Linked DNA regions of Homo sapiens: regions 1 and 3 are each linked to region 2. Evidence: chromatin loops called from intact Hi-C (ENCODE). Cell type or tissue: dorsolateral prefrontal cortex. All regions are shown on one strand. Region 1 overlaps IFIH1 (interferon induced with helicase C domain 1). Region 2 has its middle 39 kb from the start of SLC4A10. Region 3 overlaps SLC4A10 (solute carrier family 4 member 10).

What was found. Peaks named below come from ENCODE experiments on the same cell type or tissue, not always from the same donor. Only the 100,000 strongest peaks of a DNase experiment are listed, where the experiment ranks them.
Region 1: it touches region 2 in a loop (5-fold over the local background); 43 of 110 quality-filtered maps call a loop at or near these places.
Region 3: it touches region 2 in a loop (15-fold over the local background); 63 of 110 quality-filtered maps call a loop at or near these places.

Annotation. Positions count from the first base shown.
Region 1 is chr2:162,293,768-162,301,767 of GRCh38, reverse strand. All of the region lies in intron 3 of IFIH1 (interferon induced with helicase C domain 1), which reads left to right. Among named protein-coding and RNA genes, the nearest start is that of IFIH1, 21 kb to the left of the region's middle. In dorsolateral prefrontal cortex, CTCF peaks have their summits at 373 (motif pointing right), 426 (motif pointing right), 3,444 and 3,643 (motif pointing right); DNase peaks (open chromatin) are centred at 407, 2,937 and 3,627; H3K4me3 peaks cover 389 bases; H3K27ac peaks cover 3,233 bases.
Region 2 is chr2:161,581,847-161,589,846 of GRCh38, reverse strand. No RefSeq gene overlaps it. Among named protein-coding and RNA genes, the nearest start is that of SLC4A10, 39 kb to the left of the region's middle. In dorsolateral prefrontal cortex, CTCF peaks have their summits at 2,906 and 3,105; no DNase peak of the experiment used is centred here; H3K4me3 peaks cover 471 bases; H3K27ac peaks cover 792 bases.
Region 3 is chr2:161,944,061-161,952,060 of GRCh38, reverse strand. It overlaps SLC4A10 (solute carrier family 4 member 10), which reads right to left. Exons shown (of 27, transcript NM_001178015.2): 17 at 4,334-4,495; 18 at 2,800-2,913; 19 at 1,213-1,374. Among named protein-coding and RNA genes, the nearest start is that of DPP4, 130 kb to the left of the region's middle. In dorsolateral prefrontal cortex, a CTCF peak has its summit at 5,347 (motif pointing right); no DNase peak of the experiment used is centred here; H3K27ac peaks cover 1,715 bases.

The DNA.
Region 1 (8,000 bases), 710 kb before region 2:
AGAGAGACACTAAGCCTGCTTTCATTTTCTATTAAAAGCATTTTAATTATAGCAAATAATTGACTTCTATATAGCAAATATTTTACTTCTAAAAGCGAACAGTTAAATTAGTTGTGCAGTCAGTCTTTGTCTGCTACTGCTGCTTTGTCAAAACAAGTGAATAGTTACTTCACATTAACCTTTTTTCATTATACTATTTTAGGAATTAATGCATTACAATAAAATCAAAGGAAATTAAGTGACATTTAAAACTAAGTCAACTTTATTGCATTTGGTATAAACTTTTATGCAGAATGGAGCAGAAAATCCCCCCAAACTTCTTTAATCATTGTGTTACAGCTGCCCTATTGTGAAAACTAGAAAATGCAAATGCCTCAGATTGGCCAGCAGAGGGCGCCTTTACATTTATAAAGCCAATGGAATTTCACTGTTTCAGCGTGAAAGATTATAATGTAACTGTAGAGTGTGCCATGTGTGAATATACAGTGCGCATGACTGTGATTGCATGTGTATATTTTGATTTATATATTCGTTCACGTGAAGATTTTAAAATTCCACCCCAGCTAATGAGCTTACCAACCTGCTTGTTTTCAGACTTTAATACCTTCTTTCTCATATTTCCCCATATGTTCCACTCCTTAGGTTTATCCGGTGACATTATGCTTTGGAATATATTGTGGATATATTTTGCATAGATCATGTTCTGTAGGAGGGGTTTAAAAATTGACCTTTACAAAACAGCCTTCTTCTCCCTGGTCCAATCTGTTATAGCACTTTTTTTGTTGTTGTTTTGTTTTGCCTTTTTATAGACTAAAGTCCAATCTTAGATTTGGTCTATACTAATTTCTGTAAAAGTGCCACAAAATTTATCCTTGCACTTGAGGACCAGAATAATGTTCTGTAGCACTAACCTCTAGAAATCTAGAGATTTTTAGAATCTCTAGAAATAAAACCATAGCATTTGAAACCTAAGTGGAAAAAAATAATTGATACAGTAGTTTACAATAAGACTGTTTCAGAATCATTCATGCTATATCAGGACTGGTTTGAAGTAAGAGCACTCCTTTACTTTTTAATTTTTCTAAACTTAGTTATCATTAATTATTGAGAACTAGCAGTACTACTGAGGCAATCCAAAAGACACATATTAATTTGAGCTGAGAGAAAGAGAGAGATGCTGATGCTGACACTGATATTGGTACTTGTTAAAGGATTATGTAAGTTTGTATTTTATTTGAAACCTAGCATGAGGTATCTGGGTCAGTTATATGGCTTACAGTTGCATAATAGTCCTAGGAGGATTACCATTCATACCTCAGGAATGGGGACATAAATATTATGACAGAAAGACAGAAAGAAATCTCCCCAGTGTGCAGTTAATACATGTTGGATTTATTTTCATGATATCTGTTTATGACTACAAACATAAAGCTGTTTTTTTAGCAGAGTTTTAACAAAAGCAGTGATTTTAATTTTGACTATCAGATCTTCCCTTCACAATTTTAGGATGTGAATGAGGTCAGAAGCCAGAGAAATAGGAAGAAGGAGGTGAGTTGGTCAGATAATACAGTATCATTGAGAGAACCAAGCACTGAGGAATTGCGTTCACTCTCAAAAAGTTTATACTCTAATGAAGGAAAACAAGTGACATGCCTCCACAAAGAAACTGTAATCTAGCCATGGTAAAAGAGATGCAAGATCTATATTACAGGATGAAGAGAGAAGATCTGTAAAAGAAGGAAGACTGACGAGAGAAAGCTTACCAGATGAGGAATATCAGATATTTCATCTGAGCCTTGAGAGCACTATGCTGGATTTGTAAATAGAAGTGGCAGGCAACATTTCAGGTTTCAGAGGCATCATGAGCAAAAGCACAAGCACAAGAGAGCTCAAAATGTGTTCAGAGGAACAGTCTGATGAGAGAGGAGCATTTGTGGAGGAGGGCGGTAGGATTTAAGACTTCTAAGATCAGTGAAAGTTAACGAGTTTCTCTAACAGTAATTTTTACAATGCTTTTTCTCACACACACACACTTTTAAAAGTACACCATTTATCATTTGGATAATTATACAATGCCAGCACAATGCATGTGTGTACAAGCATCATCTCAGATGATGATTGTAGGAAAGTCCTTAGGTAGAGGAATATATCTAGCAGAGCGCTGGAACTGGATCTTACTGGCTTGTAAGACCCCAGTGTGCACATCTCTTTCCAGCTCCACACAGGACATCATGCTGGAAATTGGCCACGGTGTGAATATTTACACCATGGAAATTGACAAACCTTTTAAAAATCCTGTCTCCCCCCACCAAAGGGCCAGTTGTTGAACATTTACCTGGGCACCCTTAGTGTATTCGTATCTCCCTCCATTCTTTCATGTCTGCTTAAGTTTGCTTAACTCCTACAGCCTTTCCTGAAAAGTGCTTACCAGCCAAAGAGGTTTCTAATTCACATTCTACCTTGCCGTCTCCAAACCTTGTTATTGCCAAGATTTACTTCCCATGTGGTTACCTGGCTTCTCACTATTAACTGACTCTACTCTAGGACTTTTTGCCTCCATTACTGACTGGCAGTGAATGAATGGGTCATTCTGGTGTGTGTTGTTATCCTTGCAACCTGTGCTTTAATAACTACCTCTCTTTATTAGAACCTAAGTGCAAAGGCTAAAGGGCATAGATGATACAATCTAAGCCAACCTCATTACACACAATTCAAATTTAATTCTGTTAGAAACATTTCAGCAGTAGAAATTCTATAAACAGGAGCAGAGGAGCTCCATGGATAGCCATGTGGGCCTGTGGCTCTAGGAGAGTGATTTTTCTCGTTGGGGAACTCATTTCCTAGAAGCTTGGATCCAGGAGAGAATATGCAAGGTGGGTGGAGGTGGCTTCTCTCCATTCTGTGGGAACACATGTTCCCTGGCACGGAGAGGAAAATCTGACAGACCAAAATGTGAGTGTGTGTGTGTGTGTGTGTGCGCGCGCGCGTGCGTGTGTGTGTAGATCCATATACATAGAGCTGAAAATAAAAGTGATCTATTTCCTCTCAAAAAAGATTAAGTTATTTCAAAAGGAAAGGAAATATATATTATTAGCAGTATGAGTGTAAGCCCACTTGAGAAGCCCATGCAGTCTTTGTGTGTGTGCCCAAACGTGCACACATGTTTCAAGCTTTCGGGGTAGCTTGGACCTTCCAGGCGTGAGGATTATGAAACTGGAGGGAAGGTGGGGATAGCTGCAAAGGTGAAGCTAAAATGCATCACAAGGTCAGAACTAGAATAAACATGAAATTACCATGAAAAGTGAAATTGGACTAAAGACCTTGTCACCACTGACTCGCAGGAGAACAGGAGCAGTTGGTGCTGTTCTTTCTCAATATGCACAGAGGCCCTTTCCCCTCGCGTTTCCTGCTGTAATGCAAAACCACTTTTCGGGAAAAATAGTGTGTGGCAGACTGAAGCCAGGGGAAAGAAACGAAAGATATTCTGTGGGGTGATAAATGCCTCTAGGCCAAAAATAGAAGAGGTACTACCTGGTAGGAATAGAAGCAAGAATCAATTTGAATTTTACCTAATGGAGCTTAGCTCTTTGAATAAAGAATGCCTACTTGTCCACTACTTGCCATGTTAGCTTTTTCCAGCAGAGGGCAGACTTTACATTGAAATAGATCTAAAAAGGCCTTCAACCTCTTGCTTTATTTATTTATTTTTTTTGGTTTGAATATTTTAAAGTTCAATATTTTTGGTTTCTAAATGATTTAAAAATATTTTAAAGTATTTAAGGTCTAGAGTATGTTAAATAAGAAATTTCTTGGATTTCAGTTAATATTTCTGCCTTATTAGCAAAATACTCAAGATGTGATTGCAAAATAAGGCTTTTTTTTTCCATGGCTTTTGGGCTGGTCTTAGGCACTTGCTGTCATTGTAGGCAAGGCTGTTCTTTTTTGTGTTGTTTACAAAATTATGAAAGAAAATCCTATCTCTTAACTGGATGGTTATAATTTTCATTCATTCCAATAGCTTTTGATATAAATAACTGCTTTTCTTTAACAGTTCAATTACTACCATCTTCTAATCTGTTTCATAGTTAGCTTTGATATTTTCCCTAGAGGAAATGACACCTATATAAAACTTAACTAAACTTATTATACAATATAACTTCAATATTCAAAGCCCTTTTAATGAGAATTTAAAATTTGTTTCTCTTCGAGTTTCATTTTCTTGGTCTAACCGAATCATTCTCACAATAAGTGAGAAAATAGAGACTACTATCTCTCTCTATATATTTTTTAAAACAGAAGGTTAATTTGCTTGTAAGTCGTGGCTACGTTCGATCTGGAGACTTATCTGTTGGACTCCAAAGCACAAATTTTTTTCATAGCAAGGCCTGCCTCCAATTAACTCCATGCGATCTACTTATAAAATCATAAACGCAGGACTTTATTCATTAGGACTTAAATCCAGACTGACATAGTTTGAAAAATACAAAGAACAAAACAAGATAAACCTAAATAAATCAATTTCAGAAATTCTTGGCATTTAAACTCAATAGGTCGGTTTAATTTTGGCTTCACGCAAACACTTTCTTGATCTCACTTTTTTGGGAGTGTGTGTGTGTTTGTGTGTAATACGGTTTTTAAAGTGAATGCAGGAGGAAGATCTCTGGGGAAGGCATTCTCCCTATTATAAGAAATACAATATATTTTCTTTTATTATTAAATTTTACTTATATTTCTATGAAAGCAAAAACGTATATCAAAATGCATAAGAATTTGCTGCCTAGGAAACAAAATTATTTTTATGTGGAGAAACTGAAGATTTATATACCCTTAAAATGACAAAGAAATCGAGCTCCATATATTCACTTTCATTTTCATAATAATCTCTACAGGATTACTGCAATTAATTTTATGTAACGAGAACAGAGGTGTTCTTTTTATTTGAGTGCAGAAAAAAGTTTAAAAAGAGGTGTGGACACTTAAATGTAAAGTTAGTGAAAATCTATCAATGAAACCAGAAATGTTAGCAAAGCAAAATCATCTCTCTAAGTTCTTTTCTTGGAAAGATAAGCTCTGTTTCAAGATGGATAGAAATGTGACAATACAATGAAAATGTCTCTTGCTGTTGAAAAACACCACCACCACAGCTCTTAATTCAGTTAACACTGTGTTTACAAAACTTCACCCAAATCATCAGCCATGCTTAGTGTTAGCGGAAAAAGCACTGGAACACTGGACTTGGATTCAGAAATGAGGATTCTGCCCCACTGTAGCTGTGTGATCTGGATATATCAGTTAACCTCTCAGCGCCTTGGTTTCTCACCTATGAAACAGGAGATAATATGTATCTACCACACAGAATGTTGAGAGATTAAAATGAAATTTACATTACATCTGTGAAAACTCTGAGTTCAGTGTCTTCCTGACACATTGGTGATTGGTTTGTTAGATCAAAATAATCCAGATAATAGACTTTATTAATAATACCCTATTTTGGGTAGCAACTTTTAAAACAATTCATCAATTATTCGTGCACATTGCATAAATAGCTCCCTCCCAAAACTTACGGATGTTAGAACAAAGCTTGGGAGAAATCTTGACTCTACATGTAGATGAAGTAGGTTTAAGATTAAAGTTTAACTGCTAGTGATTAGAAAATGAAGTGGAAATCAAATATAATTTTCATTTTTATTATACTTGGAAAATTTAATGATACAGTCTTAGATTTTAGATATTTGTTAGTATTTTTTCAGTAATTTTGGTATTCTCTTCAGTTCTCAATATTACATTTAAAACAGCAAATGAAAAGCATGTCAAAATTCACTTTTTTGCCTCAAAAATCTTAGCCTATATTTCTAGATCTAGAATTACTCTTGCAATGACATTTTCCCCATCTCATTTTACACCTTGCCTTTTCCTTACAAATCATATTCTCTTTTCATCAGTACATCTGCCCAAAACGCTCTTCTACTTGACAGTTCTATCCCACATTCGCCTCTGAGCTTCTAACAAGACATACCTCTGGGAATTGCGAGGTGCCATATTTTAAATCTCTCAGTGAGATATACAGGTTTTCCCGTGTGATCATAAGGGATTCCTCAAATCTGAGTTTTAGAACTAATCTGCGACAACTGATAAGCACAGTATTTTCACATTAGTATATTTATGTTGTGCTAATATACTTAAACAGTATGTATGTCCATTGAGAATTTTTCTACAAATTTCTTATCAGCTTACTTTTAATTTTTAAGAAAGATACCTTACATATTTGATTGGCATTGGCTGTAATTCTGTTATAGCTCTTAAACTAAATAGGCTCATCCAAATTGGATGGGAGATGTAAATGTCACAGATTCTCAGTGGAATACTAGTCAGCAATAAAAAGGAACAAATTAGTAATACACACAACAACGTAGATGAATCACAATTACTATAAACTAAGTTTTAAAAGACAGACATAAAGGCTACATATTGCATGAATCCATTCATATGACATCCTGGAAAAGGAAAAACTATTGGAACAGAAACCAGATCAGTGGTTGCCACTGGTTGTCTGATGTGGAACAGAAACCAGATTAGATAACCAGAGGGATTTACTACAAAGAGGCTTGAGGAGACTTTTGGGGTGCTGGAAATACCTTAACTGTGATGGTAGTTGCGTAACTGTATACATATGTCAACCTCTTCAAAGTTGCAAAACTGTATACATTTGTCAAACTTCTCAAACTATAAACATAAAAAGTAATCTTTTTAGTAAGTAAATTATATCTTAATATAGCTGACTTGAAAAAATTAACTACTTAAGGAAAAAGGAAATATTTGCAGTTTTGAGTTGTATATCATCTCTTTTCAGAGAAGTTTTATTAAAACATACTATGTGTCTATTTTTTCATCCATTTTTATTTCCAGCCATAAATATGACACTCAGACTAGTTTTAAATAGCTAAGAGCTACCTCATTGGTGTGTTAAGAGGCTTTAGGATGAAATATTATCTAAGTATAAATATTATAAAATATTTTTAATTAAAAGAAGAACATTATCTAATGGAACTCCTATCCTAAGAATATATCATTTCTTGATTTTTATTTCATTTTCTAATTGCCAGCAATTAAAGTCCTGTGCCAAGAGCTTGTTGTACCTAATATTACTTAAAGATTATCAAGGGCTGTGAAGTAAGTGGGATTAGCCTCACTTTAAAACAAGGGGAACTTGTTAGGTTCAGAGCAAAGTGAATAGCAAATTTTGCAAGTCCTTCTGATTCCAAAGCCAATATTAGTAACCACCATTGCTTTATTTTTACCAGTTTAACGATAGTTCTGGTGCTTGAGGATGAGGTTGTGTAAGTGTTTGGAAATAAACTGTAAGAAAAGAATTCTTCTCTGAGGGAAAGAAGGTTTTCAAAAAGAATTGATCCTGAGTTCTGAAAACAGAATGTCAGGATTCATAAATGAAGGATGTGCACTGCTATTCATCCATATTAACCATAACTCTTTGATAGAGGCTTAATCTAATTATAGTAAAGAAAAACAGTTATTTCCAACCTCACATGAGCTTCTAGTACAACTGTGATGCCAGGCTTTAGTGATATTCTTTTTGAACAAATTCTCTTTGAGATTTTACATCTATGTTTATCACCAAACTATCATTTTCATAACTGATCAGTAGATCCAGGTACTTTATTAATTTTTGTACTTTATTAATTCCCTATCATTTTAAATGAAAAGACCTCAAAGGTTTCTATGTATTATTTTTTGTTTAAAAGACATATCAAACCTAAATAGTGTTTTCTTGGGCAACATTTACATGTAGAAGGGCAATAAAAGTTATAAACCCTTAGGAATTTGCTTTAGCTCTCATACTGGATGTGTAGTACTTTAAGTAGGTAATATGTATTTGAATCACTACCCAGCAGCTGCTCATCCATAGTGGATTTTTCTTAATGTAGCCTGCCAGAAGCGCTTACCTTTTATTCATAATTGTCTGGGTGTGCCTTCCCCACTTG
Region 2 (8,000 bases):
TGGACTTGAATTACATTTCAGACCAAATGAAGCTAACAGACATATATGGAACATTTCATTTAACAGCAGCTAAATACATATCCTTCTCAAGTACACACAGAACATTCTCCAAAACAAATCCACATGTTAAGCCACAAAACAAATCTTAACAAATTCAAGAGGACTGAAATCATGTCAAGTACCTCTCTGGATGACAATGGCATGAAACTAGAAATCAACAATAGAAAAAATGTTAGAATTACACAAATATGTGAAAATTAAACATGTTCCTAAACAACCAATGGGCCATAGAAGAAATCAAAAAGGAAATCAAAAACTACCTTGAGACAAATGATAATGGAAACATAGCATACCAGAAATTACGGGATGCAGCAAAAAGCAATCCTAAGAGGGATATTTATAAGAACAAATGCCTATATCAAAAAAGAGGAACAATTTTAAATAAACAATCTAATGTTATGCCTCAAGGAACTAGAAAAAAAAACTAAATCCAAAGTTAGAAGAAGGAAACGAATAAAAAAGGTCAGGAATAAATGAAATAGGGATTCGAGAAACAACATAAAAGACTGAAGAAACTGAAAATCTGTTTTTTGAAAGCATAACCCAAATTGACAAACATTTAGGTAGACTAAGAAAGAAAGAGGGATAACTCAAATAAATAGGTAAGATCAGAAATGAAGGGGGGACATTACAATTGATACCACAGAAATACAAAGAATAATAAGAAACTACTTCAACAATTATATGCCAGCAATTTGGATAATCCAGAAGAAATTGATGGATTCCTAGTCACATACAACCTACCAAGATAGAATCCTGTAGAAACAGAAAATTTGAACAGACCAATAACAGATACAGAGATTGAGTCAGTAATTTTACAAAAATCTCCCAACAAAGAAAATCTCAGGACCCGATGGCTTCACTGGTTAATTTTATCAAACATTTAATAAAGAATTAGTGCCAATCCCTAGCTCAAACTCTTTCAAAAAACTGAAGCGAAGGGAACAAATCCAAACTCATTTTACAAAGCAAGAATTACCTTGATACCAAACCAGACAAGGACACTGTAAGAAGAGAAAATTACATACCAATATCCCTGATGAACACAGATGCAAACATCTTGAGTTACTGGAAAACAGAACTTAACAGCATATTAAAAGGCTCATACACCATTAGAATTTATCCCTGGGATGCAAGGATGATTCAACATACACAAATCAATAAATATGATATACCACATTAACAGAAAAGTATAAAAATCACATGGTAATCACAATAGATGCAGAAAAAGCATTTGACAAAACTCTGTACCCTTTATGATAAAAAACTTCTCAACAAATTATGTATAGAAGGAATATACCTCAACATAATACAAGCTACATATTACAGTCCCACAGCTAACATTCTACTCAGTGATGAAAAGTTGAAAGCTCTAAGATCAGGAACAAAATAAGGATGCCCCCTCTGTTGGAATGGCTGTCATCAAAATGGCAAAAGATAACATGTTGGCCAGAATGTGAAAAGGATCCCTTGTACACTGTTGGTAGGACGGTAAAATGATACAGCCATTATGAAAAAACAGTATGAAAGCTCCTCAAAAAAATTAAAAATAGGACTATAATATGTTCCAGCAATCCCACTTCTAGGTATATAGTCAAAGATAATAAAATCAGTATCTTGAAGAGATTTCTATATTCCAATGTTCATTGCAGCATTATTCACAATAGGCATGACATGGAATCAGTCTAAGTGTCCAACAGCAGATGCATGGATAAAGCAAATGTGGGGTTTGTGTGTATGTGTGTGTATGTATGTATATACTTCCTTTTCCATATATCACACGTACTATGGAATACCATTTAGCCTTAGAAAAAGAAGGAAATTCTGTCATTTGCAACAACATGGATGAACCTGGAGGACACCATGCTAAGAGAAATAAGCCAGTCACAGAAGTTAAATTCTACGTGATTCCAATTATCTGAGGTAGCTAAAAGAGTCAGATTCATAGAGGCAGAGAGTAGAATGGTGGTTGCCCCAGGGCTAGGAAGCTGGGGAAATGGGGAGATGGTGGTCAAACAACACAAAGCTTCAGTTACGCAAGATGAACAAGTTCTGGAGATCTAATGTCCAACATGGTGAGTATAAATAATAATGTATTGCGTACTTGGAATTTGCTATGAGAGATCTTAAATGTTTCTCCCCACAAAAAGATAACTATGTGGGGTGATGGATATGTTAAGCTTCATTGTAGTCATCATTTCACAATGTATACATACATCAAAATATCACGTCATACACCATACGTATATACATTTTTGTCAATTGTACCTCAATAAAGCTGGAAATAAATAATGGTAGCTTCGAGGTTATGAATGTGTTAATTAGCTTGATTGTACTAATCATTTCACAATGTATATGTATATCAAATCATTACATTTTATACCTTAAACATATATATTTTTATTTATCAATTATATATCTCAATAAATCTTGGGAAAGATTATTTTAATTTTTTAAAGTTCAGATAAGCAATAAAACATATGATTTTCTTTCCTCTCCAAAATAACCAAATTCTGATCTTTTTTTCTAACTCAAATTATACTGACATTTCCCAAATTAGGTCAAATGTAAAAATACATATTATAGGTATAAGTAAATAGTCTCAAAAGCGTTGAAAAAAATGTTTATTATGGGTATTGTCATCTATGGGTACGCAAGAGCTTAAGGTTCAACGTGCATATGGGTGCTTTCCATCTGAAAACCTTCTTCTAAGTATAGATTTTCCTTCCCTTCAAAGAAAAAGGGAAAATATTCAAGGATAGGTGCCAGTGAGGTTAATCATCTTTGGTCATTTTAAGAGCGGTTTACTCCTTGCTTTTAAATAACTTGCAAATAAAAGCAAGAGAGTTTGGTTAAACTTCCAGTTCCCAAAAATAACTGATTGTAAAACTATTTTTTCTGTCTTTCTTTAAGCTCAGAATACTTTCTTACTAATCCTTTTTTCACTTTTCCAAAGCCATTTACCCACCAATAGACCCCAAATCTTAGAATTTAAATTGACAATATGTTATCTGTGACCTAGGCTTTAGTGCCACTTAGTGTTCAAATGATAGAATTACAGCAAATCAAACCAAATCTAGCATCGTTTAGTCTACTGCAGCCTCAAAATATTTCCTCAGGATTTACAGACATTAATTTGAGGCCTCTGATTCCTACCTGCTTTACTCTGCCTGATATATATGAGAAAGACAGGAAACTCAGCATATACTAGATACCTGTCGGGAGCTAGCTCATACGAAAGCAAGGAATGAGTGCCAGAGATCTTTTTTTCGTTCTTTCTCAGCTTGAATCATCTACTACTGTGCCATGTCTCCAAATATAAATTGACTTACTGAAAGAAGAGGAGAGAGAGAGAGAGCATTTGTTTGGGGGAGGGGAGGTTTCACGAATTCAGGAACGAGACGTAACTAATAAGTCCCACGTTAACAGAAAATTAACATATCAATAGAAGTTTATCAACAAATACCACCAGTTATTGAGAACTAGGTTATGTAATCTTAATTCTGTTAAATAATATAAAGTAAAATAAGCAAGCTGGCATCTTCCATTTTGCACAACAAATTTCATGCCAATTTTGCAAAATTTTTATTCCGTAGAAAAGAAGAAAATTTTGAACACTGGTATATTTTATTAACAAGCAATGAATTTAAAAGCTAAACACTGGATACTCATAGGCATAAAGATGGCAACGATAGATACTGGGGACTACTAGAGTAGGGAGCGGGGGAGGGAGACAGCCAAAAAACTATTGGGTACTATGCTCACTACCCAAGGGATGAGATGATTTGTACCCCAACCTTAGCATAATACAATATACTTATGTAACAAACAGGCACATGTAACCCCTGACTCTAAAATAAATTAAAATTATTGTTTAAAAATTTTAAAAAATTGGAGTTTTTCTAATAAAAAACAGAATATAGGAAATATATTAGAAAGAGTAGAAATCGGCAAATATAAATGGGAAGAAGTTAAAGAAAAGAAATAATGATAAAACTATGGCCAAAAAAAGAGTCAAAAAAAATTCACATGGAAATAATAAATAAAACATCATTCAAGTTTACCCAGGAATAACATTATGACAACTATCCATTAGAAGACTAAAATAAAGATCCACCATGTGGAAAAGGATGGAAAGATCAAAATTTTTTCTCTTGTAAATCTGTGATTATACTTTTTTAAAATCTTACATGCAAAAAGAAGTAAATTAAAGAAACTTTCTGGTAACCTTTTCTTTTTTTTTTTTTTTTTTTTTTTTTGAGATGGAGTCTCCCTCTCTGTTGCCCAGGATGGAGCGCAATGGCGCGATTTCCACTCACTGCAGCCTCCGCCTCCCCAGGTTCAAGTGATACTCCTGCCTCAGCATCCTGAGTAGCTGGGATTACAGGTGCCCGCTACCATGCCCAGCTAATTTTTGTATTTTTAGTAGAGACGGGGTTTCACTATGTTGGTCAGGTTGGTCTCAAACTCCTGACCTCAGGTGACCCACCTGCCTCAGCCTCCCAAAGTGCTGGGATTACAGGCATGAGCCTCCATGCCTGGCTGGTAACTTTTATGTTTTTAAAAAAATAAAATTTCTTTATTGTAGAAACTTTGGAAAATTAAAAATAAGACCCACTCATATTCTAACTAGAGAAAATCAGTTAATATTTTCATAAAAACATTTTCAGTGTTTTATCAATACAATAACGTGCAATTTTTAAATGGAATCTTAATGAGTTAATGATCTGATTTATTCCCTTAACACATAAAATGCCATCAAAAACTCTTTATTTATTTATTTTTATTTTTATTTATTTATTTATTTTGAGACAGAGTCTCACTCTGTCTCCCAGGCTGGAGTGCAGTGGCACGATATCGGTTCACTGCAACCTCCTCCTCCAGGTTCAAGTGATTCTCCTACCTCAGCCTCCTGAGTAGCTGGGACTACAGGGACGCACCACCACGCCTGGCTAATTTTTGTATTTTTAGTAGAGACGGGGTTTCACCAGGCCAGGCTGGTGTTGAACTCCTGACCGCCGGTGATCCACCCGCCTCGGCCTCCCAAAGTGCTGGGATTACAGGCATGAGCCACCGCACCCGGCCCAAACAACTCTAAAATATCACTTTAAACAACTACTGGCATTCCATTTTATAGATGTATGCTAATTAATCAGTCTTCTATTGTTGAACATTTTGGTTGTCTACAGTTTCTAGCATTATAAACAAATATTGAGTTAACATCATCATAACTAAATCTCACATATACACAACTATTTTCTCAGGATTCATAACTAAAAATTAAATTACAATGTTAAAAACTATAACTGAGTTTTAAGGGATTTTGTGGGTAATTTTCCCAATGAAAGGATTTACCAATTGTCTGGTTTTTCCATATCTTGCCAAAAATGAACATAACCATTGTTTAAAACTTTTGTCAGTTTGATAGACAAAATGTTCTCTAGTTATTTTCATTTCCATTATTTGTTTTCCAGAGAGAAAATAAATATTATATGTTTACTAGCCATTGGGTGTCTTTGCAAATTGCCTGTTGATGTCTCTGGCCACCTGTAAAAATGGAGGGAAGTGTAGCTTAGTGGTTAAGAGTACAGACTCTGGGGTCAGACAACCCAGGTTTGAATCTTTCACTCATGACTAACTGTAAGACCCCTTTAAGCCTTAACTTCTTTATCTATCTATAAAATAAAGATAATAAGAGTACCTAGCTCTCCAGATGAAAAGATGATCTGGTATGTGCAATATGCTCTTATATTTTAAGAGCTCTTTATAAGGATTTTCACCCTTTGTTCACCATATGTGTTGCTCCCATTGTTCCGAGTTGTCAGTTGCCTTTCAATCTTGTTTATAGTGGATTTTGGCAGACAGTTTTAAATTTTTTGTAGTAAAATCTATCACTCTTTTCTTCAGGATATTTGCCTTTGGTATCATGCTTAGAAAGGCAACAGATTTAGAGGAGTAAAGATAGTACAACTTTTTCAGGAAAGCAAAATATATCTGGCATGTGTATTGTGAATAACATAAAAATCCAACATTCCTCTCCCTATGCACCTCTACTAAGCAGGCACCATTTTTAAATAACATCAGTCTGAAAAAGAAATACACAGAAATCACAATGTCAAGTAACTATACCCACAACTTCCAACGATCATGGCCTATTGAGTTCCCTAGTTGGCCTAGATCTTCATCTTTGCCTTAAATAAGAGGGATATAAATATACCTATAGACATACCATAGCAAATTAAATTAAGTTCCTCTTTTTTTAACCAATTTCCCAGATGATTGTGAAATATTCATAATGAAATTAATCATTCCATAAATCAAAGAAGTAGCCAGAATCAGTCACATCTGAGATCATCTGGTTTGTGAGTACAAATTTATTTACCCTACCCTCAGCAAATATAACAAAAAGACTTTCAAGGTTTAAGGAAAATAAATCACTAATAAATTAGCAAGTACTGATCATTTGAACCAAGATGATGTTTTCTCTTCAGCAAAGGACAGTGCACACAAGCTGAAATACCAAACTATGACCTGATTCTTATCCATGTCACACACAATAGCATTATTTATCAAGGCCTAGTTACAGAGACAGTATTTAATCAACTAATGTCTCTGAATTAAAACTATAAGCAGCTAAACATAATTGAAATATAATAATTTTTCAAATTTATATTAATACTAATTGAATTTTAATACCTAAAATATCTTAATAGTTAAAGAATTTTTCTGATAAGTTGAAGTTCAATCCAATATTATATTTTTATTCCTAATTCATATAGCAGTTCAAACCAAAAAGTTACCGCTGGCCATATAAAGGACATGTTTTTACTTATTACAAGAAATTGAATTCAAGCTTGCCACTTTGGAAACACTAACAGTAGCAATAGATTATGCTACATTTTAAGAAAACACACAAAGAATTATTCTTGAAATCTCGGTATTCCTATTGTGCAGATATTTGGAACAATTGTTTTCTTCTTTCATAGCTATAAAATTGTGGTTAAAAATCAGAATCATAGAAAAGGCTACTGGTTTTCTCAGGGTCACAAAAAAGTAAGTAATAGCATGTCAGTGATAAATTTTTCTTAGTCTGCTACTCTATCCACCACAGTATGTAATTTCTGCCTTAAACAACTTAAAATATGTAGAAAGTCATAAGAATTGCTAATACTACTTTTCAGCACTGTCATATTTTGTCCGCTGAGCCAAACATACCAGATGTCTTTAAATAAAAGATTTAGACAGCATAAAAATAAAGCGTTATTGTATATGGGCTTTTTAAAAATACACCAATACATTAGGGATATCGTAAGGTTTGAATAAATGCTATTCCAGAAGAGAGAAAGTTTACAGATACTAATACTGAAGGCAAGGAAAGATGATGACCATAGATGCAAATGAGAAGAAGAAAACAGTGAAAATTAACATAACACTCTGCATGATAAAAATTATTTTATTTATTTTAACATAATGAGCCAGAACCATATATTCCCATTGACATGGTTTGGATCTCATGTTGAAATGTAATCTCCAGTGTTGGAATGGGGCCTAGTGGGAGATGTTTGGATCGTGGGGGCGTATCCCTCATGAATTGTTTGGTGCCATCACCTTGGCCCTGAGAGAGTCCACATGAGATCTGTTTGTTGAAAAGCGTATGGCACCTCCCACTCTTTCTCTCTCTTGTCCTGCTCTGGTCATGTGACATACCTGCTCCCACTTCACCTTCTGCCATGAGTAAAAGCTCCCTGAGGCCCCCCTAGAAGCCAAGCAGATACGGATGCCATTCTTGTACGGCCTGCAGAACCAGAAGCCAATTAAATCTCTTTTCTTTATAAATTACCCAATCTCAGGTATTTATTTATAGCAATGTAAGAGTGGCCTAATACACCAGTTTCCTGGATAAAATATGAGTATTTCATTTCCTGAGATTAATATAGTCC
Region 3 (8,000 bases), 360 kb before region 2:
GGTAAATAATAATTATATGGCTTACTTTCTTCCTAAAACAGGTTTTTTAGTTGATTTTTTAAAATGTATCATTTAATAAAATACATAAAGTTGTGAGAATTCTTAACTTACGTTCTACAAAGAGAATGAAAAATGTCCTTTGCTTTAAGATAGACACACATTCTCTCCACCATATACTCAAAATTCCTTCTTCATAAGATTTATTGCAAATAAGTGTGCTTTCTTACATTTATGTAATTATTATTATTAAAAGTAATGGCAAAAACTGCAATTACTTTTGCATTGACCCAATATATTGCATCAGAGTTTAATCAGAGATATTTTTCATCTTTCTAACATTCCTATAAAAAAATTCTATAAAGCATGATTTCTGTTGCTCTGACAATGATTTTTTCTCCTAGAGTTTAAAGGGTATGTGAAAATAGCTGGCAACTACCCCACGATACCAAAACAAAAACAAGATTGTGCATGTTATGTTTTTACAAGGTTTGATGCAGATTATTTTTAACCATTTAATGATTTCATCGATTTTATTTAACATATTCCTGTAAGTAAGTGACAGTGCTTACATTACATATCTCAGGCAAATTGCATACCAGTGAACAATTTCGATTATTCACAATTGCAAAATGGCAAGGTCAGAATGTAACTAAGACACATCTATAGTTATTCTTTTTATAAAAGAGACAGTGAAATCTGCAATAAAACTCAAAGATGTCACTTCTAAACTGTGACGTTTATGTCTGGATTTTGTTGTTACAGGCAGACAGAAAAATAATTAAAGAAAATGAGAAATAGTTGAAGTTGTAATTTATTCTGATAATGAATTCAATGTAATAGATACATTTAGGGTTAAATAGAGGAATAGAGGAATCTCAGATGTAAGACAAGTTGGTATGGTTGTACTTCACCAGAACAGATTGTTATTTCATTAAAATATGTTAAGTATGGAAAAGTTAAAACTTTGACAGTTTTTTATTTTATGCCTTGGAGGTGAGTTCTCAGACGTGAGCTCAGCCAAGTGCTACAAATAAGTAAATTCTCATCTCATTGTAAGACCAAGTATCTTGTAAGACAATAAAAATTATACATCTAAAAACATTATTTTATATATTTCACTGTGCAAATGAATACAGAATATAGAAGTCAAATGAACATCAGTTGATATCAGTTGTCATAATTATTTACATTAAAATGGATGTTAAAATATACCTTTAGCTTATGCTCTTTCCTGTTGATGATGACAGCTGTAATCTGTTGGTCCATAAAAATTAGAATAGTACAAAGCAGAGCTGGAATTATAGCAGCTATTACTGTCCACCATGGGTTTGGACCTAAAGGCGTAACAAACCAGCCACGATCATCTCTAGTGGGCTGTATAAAGTAAAGAATGTGCATAGTTATGAACTGGATTAATGAATACTTGATCAAATTAGGTCTTACAGATGCTACTAGGAAAGCCCTAATTATAAACAGAGGAGCTGAGTGGCCTATAATAAATAATAATAATACTCATAAATCACTTAAAACCATTTTAAGTGCTTTAAATATTTTAACTCATTTTTTTTTTCTTCACAACACTCTAAAGATGACACAGATAAGAAAATTGAGGCACAGAGAGATCCAGTAACTTGCCCAAGATCCCAAAGCTAGTACGTGGTAGAGATGGGATTTAAACTCTGACAGACTTGTTGAAAAATCTGTGTTATTAATCAATACCTGTATTAAATAAAATGATATTAATATTTACTATTTACTATTGGAAAATGTATTGAAATTTACAAATAGCATATTGACACATTGACCACTGTGCTAGAACTGAGATACAAAGATAAATCAGAGGCTTCTTTCAGTTTAGAATCAGAGACAGACATCTAAACAAAATACATCATTATGGTATTGTAACTGTTATTTTTGATGTGCAGAGGCTATTGAGTGAAAATGATAAAAAAGATACTTGGTCACAGCAGAGGCTCAGGGAAGGATTCCAAACATGGCTGCTGTCTGAGATGATTCTCAAAATTTCATCCTGACAAGAGCCCTATATAGAAGTCCCCAGCCCTGTTTGACAGAGAAAACAAAGGGGTGCCCCTAATTTGAAAAGCTGAAATCTGAAATGATCCAAAATCTGAAACTTTTGAGCGCTCACATGATGCCACAAGCGGAAAATTCACACCTCACATCATGTGATAGGTCACATATATTATTAAGAATAGTGTATAAAATTACCTTCAGGTTATATGTATAAGGTATATATGAAACATAAATTTTGTATTTAGACTTGGGCCCCACCCCAAACATATCTCATTATGTGTTTGCAAATATTTCAAAATTTGAAAAAAAAATGAACTCTGAAACACTTCCGATCCCAAGCACTTTGGATAAGGAATATTCAAACTGTACCCCATTAGTAACACGGTCAGAATTCTATTCCCAATCTATTTTTATCTGTTTTCCAAGCCTTATTCACTGTACAATTCTGCCAAGATAATCCTTTTCTCTTAGTTTCAAATGCTTCCTTATCTTTTAAGAATGTTATATATAGGTATTTCAACTGGCAGAATTGACAGGAAATTTTTTTCAAGCAAGTTTTATATTTATAATTATTTATATTTTGTAATTCTTATATTTTTAAATATTAGACCTAAATTTTAGCCATGCTGTGTGCATTTCATTTACTGGTCTTCTAATCTAAATTCTTCATATTTTCATGAAAATCCTAAGTACTAGAGTTATAGGTATCATCTAAATGAAGATTAGACCGAGAGAGATGGGAAGAGGGAGAGAGATAGTAAGTACCTTGAAAACACTTGGTACTTGTAGTTTTGGAGATGGGATCCCAATGGCATAGTCAATTAAAACCATACACAGAATTGTAAGAAAGACAGCAAAGTCACTCACTATGGATCGAACCTAAAAATAATGAAAACACTTGTCACTTAAAGTAGCTATAAATATCAAGGAATACTCAGGAACATAATCTAGAGTCACACTTTATAAACACTTTATGACATAATATCATAATATTATATTTTATGCATACTATAAGATTACCATTAGCTCTGTCAGAACCTGAATATATATTTATGTATCACTGTCGTTAAGATTGGTACACACTCAACCTTTCCAGAATGAGGCATTATGGAATAGCTACATCGTGGTTGTGCTGTTTTCAATGTTTATTTAAAATCTAACTTTATGATGAACCCATGCATGTGAATATTCAGAATGCAGAATAAGGTAGCATGGGCAGAATTTGGCTGGATTTTAGGGATCTCTTTCACACAGGTAACACTTTAATATGATAAACTTGAAGCATCATAAAATAAAATTATCTGTTCTTATCAAAGAAACATAATGTTTTAGTTTATCTAGAATATAAGCATGACAGTTGGGAATGTACACAACAGAGTGGGCAAATTTAAAATTTATTCTATGTGAGCCAATTTTTAAAGCCATTTCTCATTTATAAAGCCAATTCTGAGCAAATATTCACATATAATTATTATCCAGATCTAGTTTATTTTAAGATGCCTTTATGACATACACACAAGCATACACAAAATGCTTAAGATTATTGTTTCAGCTTAGAAAAATGTTTTTGTATTAATCAGACTAAGATTTTTGGGGAAATAAATGAATCTTCCACCTTAGAGAAGAAAGTGGTGACAAAAAAGAAGCCCCCTTCGGAAGGAACAGTTCTTGAAATATTTTTCCAGAGTGGAATTTTGATCATAATCTATAGCTCATCCCTCAGAAGCTTGTTTCCTTGTTTCTTTTCCTTTTTTTAAATTTTTTTTGGCGGAATCAGACATTATAGGTGTTACTTTGCAGTGTTAAATATTGAACTAAGCTGTTTCTCTGTTTACTTTCCTTTCCAAATATGCAGATGCAAACGTGGTGGGTTAGGGGGAGGGACTGACGGTTTAAACATTGAAAAAGAGAATATTGTTCCAATGAGTCTTGCCGGGGCTTCCCCAATTAGAGAATGTAACATAGGCTCCTCTGAGGTATCTGTCAGGCTGGAATAGTTCCCACTGTTCACTGGGCAAAAAAGTGACAATCAGTAATGCAGTGTGTGCTGTGAATTTCCAAAAACGTCAGTAGGAAAGTAGGAGTTGATCCGTGGGGTTTGCAGTTAGGAGAAAAGCCTGCATATGCACTCCCAGCACCTGCATCACAAATTCTTTCTCTTCAGCCCCTCATCTCACTCCACAACTAACCTGGCAGCTCACTCACACAAAAGCCTTTCAGTGGCTCCTTTTATTACATCAATTACTCTTTCTTTTGTCCTATGTTATTTTACATTTAGATCAAGAAATAGTCTAAGTACCTTGGTTGGAAAATATCTGCTAGTCTTGAACTGCTTCAGGGTGGCTGACAGAGTAACTGTGGAAAAGAACAGGATCACAGACCAAAATAGAACATCTGGAACATATGGGTGATCATGGCCACAGGCCCGTCCAACATACTCTCCATGCAATGATTTGCATTCCTGCCAGAGGAAGTAAAACAAATGGAGCTACTAAGAAAAAACCGGACACATTTCTTGCAGAAAACTAACACCTTCTGATCAATTGTAGTTCAGATGCTGAGGCTTTTCCTTTATGGCTCTCACAATGATTTAGCAGGCATTACATTACGAGTTTCAAGTTCAACTTGGATGGGTGGTGAGAAATATGCAAAGGTTTATGAAAAATTTGAACATGAACTGCTTTTTAAATTTAAATGTATAAAACGATTGATTTACCAATTAATTAGTATGTATTAAATCTAATATCTACTAAGTTCCTAACACGAGATATATTGAAAATATGACATATGTAATAGTGATTGGTTACTAAGGTCAGACACTATGCCCAGCTATTTAAATACATCATTTAAATTACTTTTCACACCAATACCATAAAATATGTTCATGCTATTATTAATATTCCATGTCTGAGGAAACTGAAGCATAAAGGGGTTAAATAATTTGTTGTGGCCTCACCACTGGTGGGTGGCCGCAGAGCTGTGATACAAACACGATTTCTGCAGTGAGATTATTATTGCTTATTGACTAAGAACAATGACTTTGTAGAATTATCTAGTCCAAAAGCTGCCAAGAAAGATGAGAAAGGCAACAAGAAAACTATGACATACAATGACTGAAATGAACTTGTAAGTCAAAGATGGGACTATCGAACTTGGACTAAAGAACAAATGAAATAAAATTACTACATGAGCAAGGCAAAGCTCATATTTACTATGACTTCTCCATGGATTATTTTTTCTTCTGCAACTGTAGTTCTGTAAGAGCCTGAAGAACTATTTCTAATTACTGCCTTAGCCATGAGGTGGCAGCAAAGTCAAAAAAATTTTTTTCCTCCAGGAAAAACTGAGCATTTCAAACAAATATTTTGAATGAAAAAAAGTTATTTTAAACTTACTTTGGTTTATCTTATTTAAAAATTAGATTACTAAAGTATTTTTACATTTCAAAACAGGAAATAATGGTTTAAATGATCCAGTGATCTCATTAGTCCTTGAGATATTCTTGCCCTGAACATAAATTGAATTGCAGAGAGATCTTGGAGACAAATATGAACTGATAGATTGATCACAAACACAGAGTCTGCCCAACTTTAGGCCTGAAATCTTTGTAGAGCAAAAAGTAAATACACTCCAAAGATTGTAGAATAAATTACAAATAGCTACACTGTCATCTGAAAACAAACAACTAGTAAAATCTACTTGGAGTTGCTAGCTACCCTAAGCCTGAGAGTCTTGAGAAATATAGTTAATACACCTTATTATTGTCTTAAAGAATCTGTCTCCTTTTCTAATTTAACTGCAAACATCTTCCTTGATAGGCAAAGTTAAATTCCAATTATTCATGTTAAGCTAATACAGAGCACAGCAACTTGGCTAATTGAAAAACCACAGAAAAATCCCCCAGGCCTTAATTAAAGTTTTAATTTTCCTTCTTTCAAAATGCTTTAAAAATAGATAAGGTGGCAAAAATGAATCCTTGTGTTTTTCATCCTCTTCTGCACCTGTCCAGAAATGCTAGCAGAGCAATTATTAAGCAATATAATGGGTAGCAAAATTGCTACATAGAAAAAGGAGCTAAAAGTTCCATGATAAACACATTATCTATAAATTTGTGAGCATCTTTTGTCATTTCTGCAGGTATAAAAGTCATTTGGCGGGATCTTGTTCTCAATTCTTAAGAACATAGATGACATTTAAAGGGTTCCTTAGCTGTCTTACACTCTATAATTTGCCAATGGTCTGCCTAATTACATTAATTCAAAGCATATTTGAAAATGTTATTTATTTTCTCTTTGGGAGGAAACAAAATGCTAATTTTAAAAGAGAAAAATTGTGACCTGCTAAATTCAACAATTATTTTCAGATTTATACTAATTGTATCCCCAATACACACACAGAGGCACTCACACATGCACACATACATACATGCACACATACACACAGAGTAAGTCCTGAAATTTAGAAATGAAAACCAAATCCAAATCCTGCTCTCGTTTTTTGAGTCTAACATATGGTTTCAGTTACAATGGGTACTCAAAAAATGCTTGTTGACAAACTGATTTCTACTAATTACTCTTCAAACACATTCTAAGTTTCAGCAATTCTATAAGTTGGCAAAAATTAAGTTAGAATAAGAAATTAAAGTTGGCATTAGTGTCCTGCCCCTTATATATGTACAAGCTAAATATGTAATTCAGGCACTGAAACACCAAATGCTGGTTAACTGCTTATGAATATTTTAAATCTTGCCTAAGGATTTCTTATAAAGGCTGATTTTTGAGATACTGACAAATATATATATATATATATATATATATATATATATATATATATATATATATATACACACAAACTTAAGTACTCCAGTTTGCCATAAATATTTGCATTAAATAGTAAGATGAAACTGTTTCAAACAGACATTAAGTACTTCTATCAAATGTTTGACACTTACTATGCATAGAGCAGTTTGGGAGAATCAGAGAAAACTAAAGTTCTTTGCCCTTGCTGAGTTGGCAAGGTATAAATTATAATTCATGAGATATGTAACAAACAACTCAATAAAACATTACAGGACCTGCCAAACAAATAATATGTAAATTAAATGTTATGTCACTATTTTAACAAAATTAGTTGTGATAGCCACTAGTTCAGTGCTTTATTAATAAAATATTTTTGATGACATTATGAATATATTGAGGAAAAAATTCAGCATAACAATTAGACAAAAATTTTAATGGTCTTTTTTTGACTTAAAAATTACAAGATTGTTTTCATTATATAGTATTCCCTCTGGTGATAAAGACTGTTTCTGGTCAAGTTTAGCAATTATCCATTGCAAAAACTGCTTTTAACTAATGAAAAATAATATGAAACTTTCTGCTCAAATGTTAACACCTAGTACAAAACTTTTTAAAATGACAAAAAAAAAGAGAAAAAAACCAACAACCCCACAATGCTGTATTTGCTTTAATTGCAAAATATTTTTCACTATTCTACTTGACCTCAAAACTCAGGGTATCTAACTCACAGCTAGCCTGATAACTGTGCTGTATGTCTGCTTCTTAGAACTCTCAAAATTCAAGATTTGCTAATACATAGAAGGAATATTATTATTTAGTATTAAATTATTCACATAATACAAAACACATATAGAGTAAATTATCATGTTATATAACTTAGAGATGGGATCATTTGGGTTTTCATATTGAAGAAGACATCAAGAGGCTCTGTAAACATAATATAGTTTACCAAAGAAAGTGTAGACAGAAGACCCACTAATGATTTCATTAATCATGACCCCATGTCTAAATTCTGAATAACTATAGTGTTTTTTCTTGATCAGCTCATCAATTCTTTTATTGTTCAGTTTAAATGGCTCTTTGAGTGGAAGCAGACTGGCAATGTTATTTTTCTAGGGAAAAATAGGTGGAACAGAATAAATGTTAACAATAACAAAAGAAAACAAT